Linked DNA regions of Homo sapiens: region 1 is linked to region 2. Evidence: chromatin loops called from intact Hi-C (ENCODE). Cell type or tissue: heart left ventricle. All regions are shown on one strand.

Region 1 (5,000 bases), 90 kb after region 2:
TCAGCCTCCTGAGTAGCTGGGACTACAGGCGCCTGCCACCATGCCCAGCTAATTTTTTGTATTTTTTATAGAGACGGGGTTTCACTGTTAGCCAGGAAGTTCTTGATCTTCTGACCTCGTGATCCGCCCACCTTGTCCTCCCAAAGTCTGGGATTACAGGTGTGAGCCACTGCACCCAGCCTCATTTTTTTAAAATAAATATTTTAAATAAGAGTCTTGCTCTGTTGCCCAGGCTGGAGTGCAGTGGTATGATCTCAGCTTGCTGCAGCCTCAACCTCCTCCTGTGTTCAAGTGATCCTCCCACGTTGGCTCTTGCATAGCTGGAACTACAGGCATATGCCACCACTCCCATCTAACTTTTTATTTTTTGTAGAGATGGGGGTCTTGCTGTGTTGCCCAGCTGGTCTTGAACTCCTAGACTCAAGCGATCTTGTCACCACAGCCTATCAAGGTGCTGGGTTTACAGATGTACAAATGTGAGCCTCTGTGCCTGGCCCTGTTTTTTTTTTTTTTTTGAGATGTCTCTCTTGCTTAGGTTGGAGTACAATGGTGCAATCATGGCTCACTACAGCCTTGATCTCCTAGTCTCAAGAGATCCTTCTCTTTCAGCCTCCTAAGTAGCTGGGACTACAATTGGTGCCACCACACGCAACTAATTTGTTTGTTTGTGGCAGAGATGAGGTCTCACTGTGTTACCCAGGCTGGTCTCAAACTCCTAGCTTCAAGCAGTTCTTCCTGGGCCTCCCACAGTGTTGGGATTGCAGGTGTGAGCCAATGCATTCAGCCAGCGGTATTATACTTAATTGCCCCACAGTGGAAACAATCTGAATTCCATCAACAGATAATTGGATAAACAAAAGTGGTATATCTATACAATGGGATATTATTGGGTGAAAAAAGGAATTCGGGGCCAGGCATGGTGACTGGAGTGCAGTGGTACGTGTCTCACTGTCACCTTGAACTCCTAAACCCAAGCAATTCTCCTGACTCAGCCTCTTGAGTAGCTGGTACCACAGGCACATACCACCATGCCTTTAATCCCAGCAGTTAGGAAGGCCAAGGCAGGAGGATTACTTGAGCCCAGTCCAGGAGTTTGAAACTTGCCTGGGCAACATAGGGAGTCCCCCCACCCCCATCTCTACAAAAAATGAAAAAAATTAGCTGAGTATGGATCCAGTGGCTCACACGTGTAATCCCAACACTTTGGGAGGCTGAGCAGGTAGGTCACCTGAGGTCAGGAATTCAAGACAAGCCTGGCCAACCCCATTTCTACTAAAAATACAAAAATTTGCCAGGTGTGGTGGCACACGCCTGTAGTCCCAACTATTTGGGAGGCTGAGGCAGGAGAATCACCCGAACCCGGGAGATGGAGGTTGCAGTGATCCGAGATCGTACCACTGCACTCCAGAATGGGTGACAGAGCAAGACTCCATCTAAAAAAAAAAAAAAAAATTAGCCGAGCATGGTAGAGCATGCCGATAGTCCCAGCTACTTGGGAGGCTGAGGCAGGAGAATTGCTTGAGCCCAGGAGTTCGAAGCTGCAGTCAGCTCTGATTGTGCCAGTGCTGTAGCCTGGGTGAGAGATTGAGACTCTATCTCTTAAAAAAAAAAAAAAAAACACCAGGCATGGTGGCTCACAGCTGTAATCCGAACACTTTGGGAGGCTGAGGTGGGCAGATACCTGAGGTCAGGACTTCGAGACCAGCGTGCCCAACATGGTGAAGCTCCGTTTCTAGTAAAAATACAAAAATTAGTCAGATGTCGTGGCTGGTGCCTGTAATCCCAGCTCCCTGGGAGGCTGAGGCAGGAGAATCACTTGAACCCAAGAGGCAGAGGTTGCAGTGAGCCGAGATGGCACCACTGCATTCTAGCCTGGGCAACAAAGCAAGACTATGTCTCAAAAAAAAAAAAAAAGTATTGATAGATATTACAACAGGGTGGGATTTAAATGCATTATGCTAACTGAAAGCGGCCAGAGACAGGCCACACATTTTATGATTCCATCTAAGTGAAATGTCCAGCAGAAACAAATCCATAGAGACAGAAAATAGATTAATGCTTAACAGGGGCTGGGAGGAGGGGGAAAGGGAAGCGACTACTAATGGGTATGGGATTTCTTTTTGGGTTAATGGAATGTTCTGAAATTAGATAATGGTGATGGTTGTATAACTCTGTGAATATATGAAAATCCTTTCAATTATACACTTTAAAAGGGTAAATTTTATGGTATGTGAATTGTATATCAATAAAGCTGTTATAAATTTTCCTAAAATGTTGGTTTCAAACTGATGTCATTTATTTTATTTCTTTTTTATGTCGTGTTTCTTAAAGTTTCTCAAACAATAATAAATCCAAATTGTTTAGAGGAAGGATCCTGTTACTTAAGCTAAGATGAGAAGAAAAGGAGTGATGATGAGGTTTGGAAACATCACTCACTCAGTGACTTTTCTTTCTCCATTGTCCAGCCCATGGATGACAGTCTCATTGCATTTCGAACGCGTTCTAAGATGCCCCTGAAAGATGTTCCCCTGGGCCAATTAGAGGCAGAGCTCCAAGCTCCAGACATCACTCCAGATATGTATGACCCCAATACGGCAGATGATGAGGACTGGAAGATGTGGCTGGGGGGACTTATGAATGATGATGTGGGGAATGAAGGTAAGTTTTGGTTTGTGATTTATTATGTATACTGTCCATTATCTGTTGTAAAATTTTTAGTATTTGGAAGGGTATAGAATGGAATGGTTTGGGTTAATTGATTTAATTTGTATTTAACTGATAATTTATCTTAAATCAGTAGTTAATTTTTCTTTTTTTTTTTTTCCTGAGACAGGGTCTCACTCTGTCACCCAGGCTGAGTGCAGTGTTGCAGTCACGGTTCATTGCAGCCTTGACCTCCTGGGCTCAAGCAATCCTACCCCTTATCCCACTGAGTAGCTGGGACTACAGGCACATGCCACTGTGCCCGACTAATTTTTTATTTTTTGTAGAAACGAGATGTCACTATGTTGCCCAGGCTGTTCCCAAACTCCTGGCCTCAAACAATCCTCCTACCTTGGCCTCCTGAATGCTAGAATTATAGGCATGAGCCACCGTGCCTGGGCCAATTCTTAACATTTCTTTTTCTGGGTAAGGAATCTTTTGAATCCTAAGATTGTTGAATGCTAAGATTTGAATCCCTTGAAACATACATGCACATGTAGTTTTGTTGTTGTCTTTTGTTTTTGAGACACTGTCCCAAAACAGGGTGTTGCCCAGGGTGGATCACAGTGGGGTGATCATAGCTCACTGTAGCCTTAAACTCCTGGGCTCAAGAGATCGTCCTCAGGTCTCAGCCTCCCAAGTAGCTGAGATTATAGGCACGCACCACCTTGCCTGGCTAATTTTTTAAAAATTTCTGTAGAGAAATGTTGCTCAGGCTGGTCTTAAACTCCTGCCTCAAGTGATCCTCCCACCTTGGCCTCCCAGAGAGCTAGGATTACAGGCATGAGCCACTGTGCCTGGCCCACTCAAAATTTTATGTATGATTTCATTAGGGTTCAGTGATTTACCAAAAGAACACTGTGTTAGTTAAGGGTCTTCATGATGCAAGTGAAAGAATCCTAACTCTATCTTGCTGGGGTGAAATGAAACCAGACTTTGGGAAGTGTAGTAAATCAGCAGTGGAACTGAGGCACTGTTAGGATCCCCCTTTCCTCTCTATTTTACTTCCTTTTGTCACTCAGCTCCATTCTCACATTTATTTTTCTACAAGGTTAGAGCTCTGTTCATAAACACTCCGTGATTACTTTTTGCTTTGTCTACACTTCAGGACTCTCCCCTGCAAGCTCCAGTTATAAAATCCAGGGGAACAAGTCAGATCGACTTGGTTTGATCTCATGCCCAGTCTCTTGGTACTACATGGGATTGATAGGGAGACTGTTCAGCATGGAGTCTGGTGATTGATAGCACCTCATAGAACAGTGTGGTTGAAGTATGTGGTGACCCTAAAGAAGTAATGGTATTATCAGAAATGGGGAAGAAATATTGATCAGATAAAAGTTTGGATGGAAACAGACTAAGTAGGCTGGGCGTGGTGGCTCACACCTATTATCCCAGCTCTTTGGGAGGCCGAGGCGGGCGGATCACAAGGTCAAGAGATTGAGACCATCCTGGCCAACAGGGTGAAACCCTGTCTCTACTAAAAATAAAAAAATTTGCTGGGCGTGGTGGTGCACGCCTGTAGTCCCAGCTACTCAGGAGGCTGAGGCAGGAGAATCACTTGAACCTGGCAGGCGAAGGTTGTAGCGAGCCGAGATTGCGCCACTGCGCTCCAGCCTGGCAACAGAGCGAGACTCCATCTCAAAAAAAAAAAAAAAAGAAAAAGAAATAGACTGAGTAAATGGCTGGGTAGGTAATGCTAGGAGTAAGTCAGGATAAGTGAATGAAAGAAAATAACAGGTCCTTGAATGTACCTTATGATACTATTAATAGTTATATAGTATATCATTTGGCAAATGTTTGAGTACTTTCTTTATACAAGGCATTGTGCTAGAATCTGTGAGGGATAAAGGAGCATAATCATTTGGTCATGGAATAAAAGCTTTATGAATGACAGGGTGCCTGGCCCATTGTTAGGTTCACAATACATTGTACTTTTTTGTGTGTGTGTGAGACAGGGTCTCACTCTGTCACCCAGGCTGGAGTGCAGTGGTGAGATCTTAGCTCACTGCAGCCTTGACCTCCTTGGCGCAAGCAATTCTCCCACCTCAGCCTTCTAAATAGCTGGGAATACAGGTTTGTGCCATCATGCCCGGCCAATTTTTGTATTTTTTGTAGAGTTGGGGTTTTGCCATGTTGCCCAGGCTGGTCTCGAACTCCTGCGCTCAAGCGATCCTCCTGCCTCTGCTTTCCAAAGTGCTGAGATTACAGGAGTGAGCCATCGCGCTCAGCCAGTATATTGTAAATGAATGAAGTTGTTGAATAAACTCAGATATGCCATCAAAGTGGCATAAATGCTG
Region 2 (5,000 bases):
GCACTGGAACTGTTCATGTCCATACCAGACCGGTAAATTATAAGATCCAGATGTTAGTGTCTAGAATTAGCTGTTTAGAATTCAGAGGGGACATATGTTTTAACTTTGTCATATATTAGCAAGAATTGGTCTACTGTGATGTTTGGGGAGGAGGAGGGGGGGATAATTTTTTTAATGCACTTGTATGTGAAGACAGTTTGTATGACATAATACAAAACTTTTAAACAACTTGGGCTTTCCTTTGCTTCCCTATCAGTGGGTAGAGTTTTTGGAATCATTGCAAAAGAGTTGTTTTCAGAAAAACATAACCATGAGATGTGATATTCTGGAAAATATGAATTCAAAAAATTTGAGTGCCCACCATGAACAAGACACCCATGTCAAGTGCTAGGGAGCATGCCATGGAATCCCCCTTCATTTGAAGAGATTACCTCTTGGGAGGAGACAGGAAAAACACATATGGAAAATGACAGCACATTTGCTACCTGATCAAGGGTTACTTAAAGTTGTTATAAGTAAATACACTAAATGAAAAGTGAAAGAATGATTTTTTTTTTTTTTTTTTTTTTGAGACAGAATCTCGCTCTGTCGCCCAGGCTGGAGTACAGTGGCGCGATTTCGGCTCACGGCAAGCTCCGCCTCCTGGGTTCACGCCATTCTCCTGCCTCAACCTCCCAAGTAGCTGGGACTACAGGCGCCCGCCACCACACCTGGCTAATTTTTTGTATTTTTTAGTAGAGATGGGGTTTCACCATGTTAGCCAGGATGGTGTTGATCTCCTGACCTTGTGATCCACCCGCCTCAGCCTCCCAAAGTGCTGGGATTACAGGTGTGAGCCACCGCACCCAGCCAAGAATGATAACTTTTTACCTGAAGGTCATTTAATCTCCATTACTGTAAATGGCCACCAGTGTTGGTAGAGAGGACCTAATTTGAACGTTAAACAAATGGATTTTTTTGTTTTGAGACAGAGTCTTACTCTTATCACTCAGGCTGGAGTGCAGTGGTGTGATCTGGGCTCACTGCAGCCCCTGCCCCCCAGGTTCAAGTGATTCTCCCATCTCAGCCTCCTGAGTAGCTGGGATTACAGGTGCGCACTACCACGACCAGGTAATTTTTGTATTTTTATTAGAGATGGTTTTGCCATGTTGGCCAGGTTGGTCTCAAACTCCTGACCTCAAGTGATCCACCCTCCTCGGCCTCCCAAAGTGCTGGGATTATAGGTGTGAGTCACTGTATCTCGCCTGTCTTTGGTTTAAAAAAGACAGTCTCCGTCTGCTAGGCTGGAGTGCGGTGGTGTGATCATGGCTCACTGTAACCTTGAACTCCTGGGTTTAAGTGAAAGATCCTCCTGCGTCAGCCTCTTCAGTAGCTGGGACTACGGGCACATGCCACCATGCCGTGCCAAATTTTTACATATTTTGTAGAGGCGGGTCTCAAACTCCTGGCCTCAAGCAATCCTCCTGCCTCAGCCTTCCAAAGTGCTGGGATTACAGGCTTGAGCCACCTCACCTGGCCCAAGAGTGGATTTTTATGTCCTCATTATTATTTAAGTTTTTTTTTTTTTTTGAAACAGTCTCACTCTGTCGCCCAGGCTGGAGTGCAGGGACACCATCTCAGCTCAGTGCAGCCTCTGCCTCCCGGGTTCAAGTGATCTTTGTGCCTCAGCCTCCCAAGTAGCTGGGATTACAAGCATGTGCTACCACGCCTGGCTAATTTTTTGTATATTTAGTACAGACAGGGTTTCACCATGTTGGCCAGGCTGGTCTCAAACTCCTGGCCTCAAGTGATCTGCCCGCCTTGGCCTCCAAAGTGCTGGGATTGCAGGTGTGAGCACTGCACCCTGCCTATTTAACATTTTTGAATGGTCAGTAACTGTCAGTGTCCACTAGAAACAGGTACTGGAGGAGTGGCATTCCATTTTTCTTTCCGTCTCTTTTTTTTTTTTTTCTTCACTTGATTTAAAAAATCATTCCCCTGGTCGGGCACAGTGGCTCATGCCTGTAATCCCAGTACTTTGAGAGGCCAAGACAGGTGGATCACGAGGTCAGGAGTTCAAGACCAGCCTGGCCAAGATGGTGAAACCCTGTCTCTACTAAAGATACAAAAATTAGCTGGGCGTGGTGGTGGGCGCCTGTAATCCCAGCTACTCGGGAGGCTGAGGCAGAGAATTGGAATTGCTTGAACCCGGGAGGCAGAGGTTGTGGTGAGCTGAGATTGCGCCATTGCACTCCAGCCTGGGCAACAGAGCAAGACTCTATCTCAAAAAAAAAAAAAAATTGTTCCCCTCTTTGATTAAATTACTCATACTTAATGGCATTCCATTTTCTAATGTAACCTCTGTTAGAATAAGTAATGGAATTTCAGGTGAAGTATTTATAAGCCTCTTCCATGTATTAAGCACTGTTTTAAAGAGCTGTGAAGGATTCAGAGGAATATAGAATACGGGCTGGCATAGTGGCTCATGACTGTAATCCTAGCACTTTGGGAGGTGGAGGTAGGCAGTTTGCCTGAGCTTAGGAATTCGAGACCAGGCTGAGAAACATGGTGAGACCCCATCTCTACTGAAATACAAAACAAAAAAAAAATTAGCTGGGTGTGGTGGCCCACACCTGTAATCCCAGCTACTCTGGAGGCTGAGGCACAAGAATCACTTGAACCCAGGGGGCGGAGGTTACAGTGAGCCAGGATCGTGTCACTGCACTCCAGCCTGGGCAACAGTGAGACTCTGTATTTAAAAAAAAAAAAGTGTATATATATATTTTTTTTGTACATGTATATTGTATATATATATACACCAAAAATATATATATGTTATTCCTGCTCTGGAGCTTAGATAAAATTTATATATGTAGCCAGGTGCGGTGGCTCACGCCTGTAATCCCAGCACTTTGGGAGGCTGAGGTAGGTGGATCACGAGGTCAGGAGATCGAGACCATCCTGGCTAACATGGTGAAACCCATCTCTACTAAAAATACAAAAAAAATAGCCAGGCGCGGTGGCGGGCGCCTGTAGTCCCAGCTACTCGGGAGGCTGAGGCAGGAGAATGGTGTGAACCTGGGAGGCAGAGCTTGCTGTGAGCTGAGATCATGCCACTGCACTCCAGCCTGGGCAACAGAGCAAGACTCCGTCTCAAAAAAATAAATAAAATTTGTATATATAAAACAGCTAGAGGTCAGTCTTAAAGTAATAAGTCATATGCTTCAAACTGGAAATGTTATAGGAATTCAAAAAGGAAGGAATTAGTAAATGTAGTAGACTCCTAATAAGTCATTGGTAGTGTTATGCCTTTTCCAAACTCGTACAGAAATTTGAAATCTTGCCAGGCACGGTGGCTCATGCCTGTAATCCCATCACTTTGGGAGGCTGAGGCAGATGGATCACTTATGGTCAGGAGTTCAAGACCAGCCTGGCCAACATGGCGAAACCCTGTCTCTACTAAAAATACAAAATTAGCTGGGTGTGGTGGCATGCGCCTGTAATCCCAGTTACTTGGGAGGCTGAGGCAGGAGAATTGCTTGAACCCGGGAGGCAGAGGTTGCGGTGAGCCAAGATCGTGCCACTGCCCTCCAGCCTGGGCGACAGCAAGACTCCATCTCAAAAAAAAAAAAAAATTTTTTTTCAATCAACTTTTGTTTTTTAAGTTCAGTCTCCATAGAGATTGTCAAAAATTGCCAATGCCAGGGTATTGGGAAAAGTTTTCAATTAGCAATAATCATGCCTCATTGGCTATAATCCTGTCACTGTACAAAGCTGTCCAATCAACTTTTAAACATATGCCAGGCACAGGGCTCACGCCTGTAATCCCAGCAATTTGGAAGGCTGAGGTGGACAGATCACAAGGTCAGGGATTCAAGATCAGCCTGACCAACATGGTGAAACCCCATCTCTACTAAAAATACAACAAAAATTAGCCAGGCATGGTGGTACGCGCCTGTAATCCCAGTTACTCGGGAGGCTGAGGCAGGAGAATCACTTGAACCCGGGAGGTGGAGGTTGCAGCGAGCCAAGATTGCGCCACAGCACTCCAGCTTGTACGACAGAGCGAGACTCCATCTCAAAAACAAACAAACAAACAAAAAACCATGAGTTGGCCTTGAGACAAAACTACTGAAATGTTTTAGCTTTATCTAATAATGTTTGCTTAAAAAAAAACTCATGATGAGCAGCTTTTGGTTCAGTGCATACATTCCACAGCACACGTGATCATATCATGAAGTCACTCAGTTTTTTGAACAAAAGCTGCTGCAGTGGGGACATGTGTCATTTCCTGCCCTTCCTGGAGCTAGTTATTGCCAGAGTTTATTGCAGTTTTCTCTGAGCCAGAAGAAAAACTTTAGCTCCAAAACATCTCCCACAAAATGCTTTCCCTAGTTTCCTGGCAGAGGAGTGTGCAGGTGAGGGGGCAGAGGCAGAGAAATGTATGGCTTTTATGAGGATGGGTCCAAGTGCTCAATACACTGCAATCCAACATAAAATCTCTGCTGCCCAGGAAGGCATGTACATCAATCTAGTCAGCCAGAGAATTAAATTGTGCATTCCCACCCAAAACATTCTGGACACTCTTATTTTCATGTCCTTAGACTCCCGAAGAGAAATACATGGGTCTAGTTGCAACTAACACACACCTACCACCATCATCAAAAAACACAAAACCAAAACCGATCATTATACCAAACTTCTTTTGAAACTCCAACTCAGAATAAGTAGGAAGAAGAGACAGCCTTTTCAGGTTTGCTTTAAGTCTGCTTCCCAGACAATATTTTGTTCCCTGCCTGCCTGCCTTTCTTGGGTATCCGCTGCATGCCAAGCAATGTGTTGGCATTGGGAATTCAACAGTGAATTTAAAAAAAAGCTCACAGTTCTTAGAGTCTCAGTTCTTTTCAGTGGGCACCTCTAATTCTAACGTGCAAAATCTGACACAGATTTGGATTGAATGGTGGGAGAATGAGAAGGAGTAAGGGACACATAGCAATTTCAACTGCTTGGTAAACAATAAC

What was found. A loop is a pair of places that touch in the nucleus more often than their neighbours do. Peaks named below come from ENCODE experiments on the same cell type or tissue, not always from the same donor. Only the 100,000 strongest peaks of a DNase experiment are listed, where the experiment ranks them.
Region 1: a loop joins it to region 2, with 2.1 times the contacts of the local background. A loop is called at or near these places in 2 of 110 quality-filtered maps.

What each region holds. Positions count from the first base shown.
Region 1 is chr1:155,802,607-155,807,606 of GRCh38, reverse strand. It overlaps GON4L (gon-4 like), which reads left to right. Exons shown (of 32, transcript NM_001282860.2): 11 at 2,466-2,658. Among named protein-coding and RNA genes, the nearest start is that of GON4L, 52 kb to the left of the region's middle. In heart left ventricle, no CTCF peak of the experiment used is centred here; no DNase peak of the experiment used is centred here.
Region 2 is chr1:155,893,036-155,898,035 of GRCh38, reverse strand. It overlaps RIT1 (Ras like without CAAX 1), which reads left to right. Exons shown (of 6, transcript NM_006912.6): 6 at 1-228. It also overlaps the pseudogene LOC124904686. Among named protein-coding and RNA genes, the nearest start is that of RIT1, 16 kb to the left of the region's middle. In heart left ventricle, no CTCF peak of the experiment used is centred here; no DNase peak of the experiment used is centred here; H3K27ac peaks cover 1,371 bases.